3 separate regions of the Homo sapiens genome follow, and regions 1 and 3 are each linked to region 2. The links are chromatin loops, found by intact Hi-C in ENCODE. Cell type or tissue: heart left ventricle. All regions are shown on one strand.

The links. Peaks named below come from ENCODE experiments on the same cell type or tissue, not always from the same donor. Only the 100,000 strongest peaks of a DNase experiment are listed, where the experiment ranks them.
Region 1: it touches region 2 in a loop (3-fold over the local background); 33 of 110 quality-filtered maps call a loop at or near these places.
Region 3: it touches region 2 in a loop (2.3-fold over the local background); 19 of 110 quality-filtered maps call a loop at or near these places.

What each region holds. Positions count from the first base shown.
Region 1 is chr6:5,994,717-5,997,216 of GRCh38, forward strand. LOC105374898 (a long non-coding RNA gene) reads left to right here. Exons shown (of 2, transcript XR_926413.4): 1 at 1-1,049. Among named protein-coding and RNA genes, the nearest start is that of NRN1, 11 kb to the right of the region's middle. In heart left ventricle, a CTCF peak has its summit at 1,509; DNase peaks (open chromatin) are centred at 1,665 and 2,235; H3K4me3 peaks cover 1,592 bases; H3K27ac peaks cover 1,211 bases; H3K27me3 peaks cover 2,500 bases.
Region 2 is chr6:5,469,905-5,472,404 of GRCh38, forward strand. All of the region lies in intron 4 of FARS2 (phenylalanyl-tRNA synthetase 2, mitochondrial), which reads left to right. Among named protein-coding and RNA genes, the nearest start is that of FARS2-AS1, 13 kb to the left of the region's middle. In heart left ventricle, a CTCF peak has its summit at 1,236 (motif pointing right); a DNase peak (open chromatin) is centred at 1,237.
Region 3 is chr6:5,988,483-5,990,982 of GRCh38, forward strand. It overlaps LOC105374898 (a long non-coding RNA gene), which reads left to right and starts at 2,404. Exons shown (of 2, transcript XR_926413.4): 1 at 2,404-2,500. In heart left ventricle, no CTCF peak of the experiment used is centred here; a DNase peak (open chromatin) is centred at 1,113; H3K27me3 peaks cover 943 bases.

The DNA of each region.
Region 1 (2,500 bases), 520 kb after region 2:
GGGGTGCGGTGTCTTCCGGAGCCCTAAGCTGGCGTCCTCAGCCGCTCCTTTCCGTTCCTACCCCCCACCCCCAGCTCACCACTTCGTTTTCACGTCTGGGAGGGGAGCGGGGGGCGGTGATGGGGAGGAGACCAACGCTTTGATTTCCCCTGGTAGGTGTTCTGAGTGGCTAGGGATCCTTCCCTCGCGTGCCCCTGGGTCGGGGCGGTAGACAGCTCCAGAGGATGGACGGCCAGCGTGAAAGCTAGAGCTCGTGTATTGTAGGGAAAAGTGGGGGTGGCGGGGAGATAATGGTTGAATACCTTCCTGATATTTGAGGGAGAATTCGGCAAGGGGGAAATCTCTGGCTCCATCTTTGGCTGACTCATCGGATTTCCTGGGGTGGGCTCCGGGAGAAGGCTCGGGGCTGGCGCTCCTGCCTCGGTCCGTCCAGCACCAAGACGCCAGGTTCCCGGCGGCCCTGGCCCTCTGGGGGTACTGATTACAGTGGAAAGATCTCTGCGTCCGCAGAAGGAGAATTTGTGTCAAGGTTCTTGTGCGCCTTTTCTTCTCTGGGGGTTCTGAATGAAAATAAGTCCCAAGGTCATCTTTGTCCCTTAGCTCTTGCCCAGAGCTCTATCTGCGTCTCCAAGCTTCTCCATCATCTCCTTTTGTGTTTCAGGTGATCGCCCACCTTTCTTCCCTTCTAACCCTACTTCCGGATCTTTTTCCCCCTCGTTTCTCCCCGTGTCCCCCATTTTCCACGCTCGAGTCCTTTTTCTCGTGCCAGTTTCCTCCCTCCGTCCGATTTCCTTTCCCACGGGCCCTGGAGTTCCTCGGGCCCAGGCAGGGCTCTGGAACTGGCCTGACATGTTCATAATAAGGATTGTCAGACACGGTACTCAAGTGAACTACCTTGTCTTGAACTTACTAGGACAGAGGATGTGATAAAGGAGGTCCTTCTCTAATCCCAACAGCTCCTCAAAGGCTCGAAGCCAGCCTGAGTGGGCCACTTGAAGAGCCACGGGCTGTGGGAAGATACGGAGAGGCTACTCCGACGTGGGGAGGAGGTAGGTATGACGATGTCCTCTGTGCCTGAAGCCCACTCCGTCCCACTCCCAATACTCCCACCATCTCATCAGTGGGGCATGCTCGCCCTGGTTAATGTCATCTCCCTGAACTGCCAACGAGGCTAGCAGCTTTGCTGCTTAAAACCGGTAACATCAACCAACATATGGAGATGTCATCATGATTAAACGGCAAATTATAGCCGAAGACGGCGCGATAATAATCTAAACAATCACCACAAGAAGAAACGTTCTCTAACGCTCCAGTTGCGGAAGCCTGCGTTTCCAAGACTCGCGGCCCTGCGTTCCCAGGGATATCTCCGTGCTCACGTGAGCGTGGTCCTCGGCTTGGGACAGACAAGGGAGCCCCAGACAGGACGATAAGGTTTGGAGATTCCCAGGGCGATCTGGGACTCCGTGGCGTGGGGGCTTGGAAGCGCGTGGAGGGGCTGAGAGAGGGGAGAGGGCGCCCTTCCTCTAGGGCGGCCCCGTCTGGGAAGCAGTTGGAACAGCAGTAGGAGCCAGGGGTTCCTAGAGAAGAACCCTGTTAGGAGAGCAGACCAGCCCGCGCTCCCAGTCCCCGCCCCCTCGCCCCTTCTGCCCCGCCCTTAGCCTGCCTCTTCCTAGATCTTCCAGGACATTGATTTCCGAGTAGGAAGCCCGCGCTGCTAGGGGAGGGGCGTCCTCTGTGGGTCGTGGGGGGGTTTCCCTTCTCTCCACAGTCGGAGCAGAAGGGCGCCTGCCTTTTATTTTGACAAGCAATGGGCTTAGTTGTGAGCACTTGTTTGCCCCCAATATGTAGAGGAAAAGATACTGATAGGAGGCGGCGTGCTACGATGGCAAAAATGGAGAAGACCCTCCCTCTTTATCCTGGTTCTCCTCCTTGTTAAATAGATTCGTATTTAAGATAGGCACAGACATTCTAATTTGAATTCCAGGGGTTGAACTCCAGTTAGAATCATCCTATTTATACGCAGACCGAAAATAACCATTGAAACGAAACCAACAAAATGCAACTATTTTCCAAAACCCCGAGCGTTTGCTGGTGGGTGACCACCCCGCGCAGGTAGCGCGGATCTGCTTTGGTTTTGACTGAGAACCCGGGTTTTGACTGAGACCTCCGTCGGGAGGAGGGGACTGGGTGGGAGTTAGCGGGCGAAACGATTCCCCGGAGTGGCCCCGAGCGGCGCGTGCGTGAACGCGCGGCCGTAATATATGCTGCCATTAAGAATCCGTGCAGCTTCCAGCGCTCCGGGCGCAGGGACGCATGTGTTGCTGGAATTCAATCCGTGGGGGGAATGCAGATTGGGCTGCGACTCACTGGGTTTGATTTATGAACTGTTACACTAGCAATTGTTTACACATTGCATTTCAGAGCCCGGGCCCACCCTCCCCGCAGCGGGCGGCGGGCTTCGTGCGGGAACCTGCTGCAGCCCCCTTGGTCTCTCTCCATC
Region 2 (2,500 bases):
TACACAAGATACTTACCTCTCTGAGTCTCATTCTTCTCATCTCAAAAATAGGAATAATACTGGTACTGACCTTGAAGAGTTGTAAAAATTAAAAAGTGATGGATGCAGAGCACTTAGAATAGTTTCTGACACAATAAAACTTCAATGAGTAGTAGACTTCATTATTATCTATTTTATTATTAATATTATTGTTCACAACACCATTCCAAAAGGAGTTAATTTTTGATAAAGAAGCAGAATTTCTTTAATACAGTTGGCCCTCCATACCTGCAGGTTCTGCATCCGCAGACTCAACCAAGTGTGGATCAAAAATATTCAGGAAAAAAAATGCAAGTAAAAAACAATACAGTATAGCAACTATTTACATAGCATTTACATGGTATTATGTTTTATAAGTAGACGTAGAGATGATTTAAAGTGTACAAGAGAATGCGCATAGATTATATGCAAATACTATGCCATTTTATATGAGGGACTTGAGCATCTTCAGGTTTTGGTATTTGCAGGGTGTCCTGGAACCAGTCCCCTGCAGATATTGAGGGATGACTATACACTACCCAATTTCAGCTCTACACCAAACTCGTATTTCCAGATGTATACATGTTAAGTATCATCATTACATAATGGAAAAAAGAATAAGAGTAATATTCAGATCATTTTATTTTCTCCTCTGTAATTTTTTATTAGAATAACTAGTAACTATATGTAAGGCTCAAAGTGGATTTGTTCCGTATAGTTTGTGTAGTTCTGTATAGCGCATGGGACTGGGTTTGTTGCTACTAAACTGAAAAACAAAGTTGGAATCTAAGTCCTGTGTTTATTAAAAATTCCAAGAAAAACAAGGCTTTCTTTTTCATCTAACTTTTCTAGAAAATAGACAAATCAATGAGATCCTATAAGTATCATTGTCCTGGAAGAAGGTGAGTGGAAAGTAAAGAGACTCAATTTTTTTATCTTTTTAATATGTGTTCATGATACAAAATTGAGCACTCTGAATTTTCGCAGACCTTTCTCCCTTTGCTGTATTAACCTCAAGTACCTTTGAATAGTCTTGGTACAGGTATATTCTATTTATAACAGCCAGTCTATTATCTGGTTCTCTTCCTCTTCCTGTGTTCCTTTCTTCCTGCTCTTACTGATCAGAAAAGGCTTTCTAAGCTAGAGTGTGAGAGTTACATGTTAACAATAAGTGAACCCCACTGAGGGGTTTCAGCCACTGAGAGACTGACCCAGAAGCAGCAGTAGAGGGCGCTCGGCCCCTCATTTCATAATAGTGGAGCCTGCACCAAACGTCTTTCATTTGAGGAGCTAAAAATGAATTGCACGTATTAATTAAGTCTTGCCGAGGCCTTGTTAGTGATCCGGTGCTAAGCGCCTAAAATAAGTAGATCTTATTTTAATCTTGGGGAAACTGGGTATAAGAGGGAATTTCCTGAGACTCCATAGCAAGAGTCAGAATTTCAGCAAAAACCCAGGAATCCTTCTCTTACCTTTTCTTGCTCTGGCTAATATCCCAACTAGCCCTTCATTTACGAAGAACCAAAGGGAAACTCCAGGACTTTTAATTTCCTCTTGAATAATTCCTTTAATGAAGGACATATGAGATTTTTGCTTGAAGTAAATGTTACCAGCAACACTGTACCACCTATTTTAAAATTAATCCCTTTTGTTAGATAGCTATTCTAGTGGCTCTTTGCTTTTAACCAACAAAGGCCCTTAAGAAAAGGAAAATGAAAAATAAATAGCAGTCCTGGAATCCTATTGCCTAGTGTAGGCAGATCATATTCTGTATGATCTTGTTGGCTCATATTATGTGGTGATTAGAGCTGGGCTTCAATCAGCTGGATGATTCCCCAAGGCAGGGTCTTGTCCCACCAGTGCACATGGTGCGCCCCGTCTGACACCAGGGCGACTTGAGAATTGAGCCCAGGGAAGCTGCAGTGTGGTGCAGCAGATGCGTACTGGTGGTTGCCATGGAGATCGCTAATACTGCTGAAACCCAAAGAAAGGGCATTTGCCACAGCTCAGGAGCCTGCCTGAAAATGAATGAGAAACAAGTGGAATTCAGAATAGTCCCCCAGCTCCTTATCCCACATGGAGTTTTAATTTCCTTTTCTCCTCCTCTTCCTCTTCCTTTTTCAAAGAATAGATTGAAAACAAGGCTGTGTTATAAAGCATGCTCAGCCCCCTCCGACCTCATTGCTGCCTGACATATCCCTGGAATAGATGTATATTAATGACGACGCATGACTAATAGGATTGGGGCTGGGGGCTGGTGTAGTGGTGCTTCTGGAGCCTGTGGGCCGCATGTCACTGGGGTTTAGCAGGCACGCTGGGATTTGTCTGCAGCATATGCGCTGCTGTTAATGATTGAAAAATTACCACAACAATTAGTCATGGATCGCTGAAGGCAGGGCCCCCAAATGTGATGGACAATGTGATTAAATCCATGTATGTGACAATTAACTCTCCTGCAGGTTTATCCACCAAGGAGGGTGCC
Region 3 (2,500 bases), 520 kb after region 2:
CACCATTTTTTCATTCTCTCTTATCTGCATTGCCATGGATGTGTCTGTTCCTTTGTTTCTAACCATTGGTAGGTACTCCATGACATGCAGCCAACAATTTTATGCCTCTACTCACCAGGAATACACACGCATGCTGCCTAGGAGGAGTTTCTGAGGGAGAAAAGGCATTAGCAAGAAGTAGCCCAGAGAAGTGTTGGCATTAGCAACACCTTTATTTATTTTAAAGTTAGAACATGCAACTACATATGTGTGAGGTGGTAAGGACTGGAAATGTTCTTTACTCAATAATCATCTGTGCCAGGCACAGTGCCAGATACTGTGGGAGGTTCAAAGATGGGTGAGACATAGTCCCTGACCTCAAGGAACGTATGGTTTAAAGACAAAACGGATCAGCAGTTCTCTAATTGGGATACAAAATTAAGAACAACAAGAGGTTATTGAGGGCCATCCCAATAATTCTGACCAGGGGATCAGGGAAGTGTTCATGCAAGGTTGAGCCTGAGAAGGATCTTGAAGGAATAGGACATGCAAGGGTGGATGGGAGGCGCTGGGGTGGAAGTGCAATACATTTTAGCCTGGAAGAACTAAATAAGCAAAGGCATCGAATAGAGGAGGGGTTGCATAGGTTGAAGGAGCAAGAAGGAAGTCAGTACGGCTGTAGCACGTGCGTGGGAAACATAGAGGGCTGTGGTTGGGGAGAAGGCTGGCAAGATGAGATGGGACCAGATCCTGGTGAATCTTCGGTGTCACGCAGGGAGTCAGAGTCACTCAGCAATGATTCAGCAATGGGAAGGAAATGAAGGTTCTTAAAGGAGGGAAACGACATTTTCACACCCATGTGGAAATGGGAGAATTAATACCAGAGACACTGAGACCAAAATGTGTGTCTCTGGTTGAAGAAATTATGACTATTTTACATTTTTCCCCTTTGAGTCACCTGCAGTTTCTAATTTTCCCATAGTGAATGTGGACATGTGGTGAAAATTTAAAAATAGAATACATAAAATAGTGTTTAAAGGGTAAGATACACATGGGGGAAAAGGAGGAGGCCAATGAGAGTGGAGTGTCTGCCATTGGTAAGGAGGAACCTGGCTCTGGAGGCCACAGGCTGGAGGCCAGCCAGGAGGAAGCTGGCAAAAAGGGGAAGGAGAGGATTTCATTCATATAGTCTCCCAATATCTGCTGAGTGTTTGCCTTGGGCTGGGCACTGTTCTAGGAACTTACAATCATGTATTTGTGAAATGGCTGAGAAATGGAGAAACAGCTGCGTGCAGTAAAAGGATGGACAGGGAAGGCCTTTTTTTTTTTTTTAGGCTATAAGAGATTTGAGTGTGTTTGTAAGCTCAGGGGAAGGAGCATGTGGAGAATGAAACACAAAATGTCAAAACCAATGGAAAAGATAAAAGATGAGGTCCAAGAGCCAATCAGAAGGAATAAGGTCAGGTTTGCAAATGCAGTGTGTATGTGTGTGTGTGTATGTATCTGTGTCCCAGAAAATATCTAAATTAGAGAATATATGAACATCTGTATAAATGTGTACACATGAGCACATTTTGGATTTGAATTTATAGTGACTCCTGAAGATAAAGATTTGGGCAGAATTGGAGGCATTTTTCTCTGCCATCTACAAAAGTGTCCAAGGGCTATTCAGAAATAGGAAACAATATACCACAACCCCAATAAACAAAGCAAGTGAGGAAATGCAGTTTTCCCCATGTTATGTTCCAAAGAGCAGAAAATATTACAAGAGGATGGGAGAAGAATGGTTACACAGGAAAACACGCTGCACAAAGGGTGCAGTGCAACAGGTGGAAGGTGTGCGTGATACCAACATGACTGCCAGGCCGGCTGAGAGTATACAAGCCTCTGGGAGACCTGGCTGCCACATGGCTGGACCATCATGTCTCTGGACAGGGATTGATGGATGTGCCTCCCATGTGCTTTGATGTTCCTTATCCCCTTCAAAGTTGCCTGTTTTGAAGAATTTGTGTTTGGCCAGAGTTAAATGACCCACTTTGCTTGGGATTTCTCTCCCTGCCTCAGTGAGAGCGCAATCCAACTTGTTTCAGGTGACACCCTGAGGAGACAAGCAGAGGACTTTGAGGACTATGAAAGCCATTTTTTATAGTCACTTGCTGAAGCTCAGCTGACCCTCCCAGGAAATGGAAAGATTGAGGCAGGCCCAGGCACTGCAGTCTGTGGCAACCGGGTCAGGAAGGCGCGCTGAAGTTAATTATCCAGCCTGGCATCCCCACAAGCTTGCTTGTTTGGTGTTGCTTCTTTCTTAATCAAGAAGAGACTCCCATGGTGGTGTCTTAATGTAAACAAAGCAATTTGTGACTTGATTAACAAATCAAGGATGGACAAACATGTCCTTTTCTCCCTTCTCCTCTTTACTAGGGACTTGGACTATTTTAAGGAGTGTCTCTCGATGTGAAAGGCAGTGGCTGCCTGAGGTTTGTCTGGTTTGGTGTCTTCCTGTGTTTCTCCCTTCTTACCA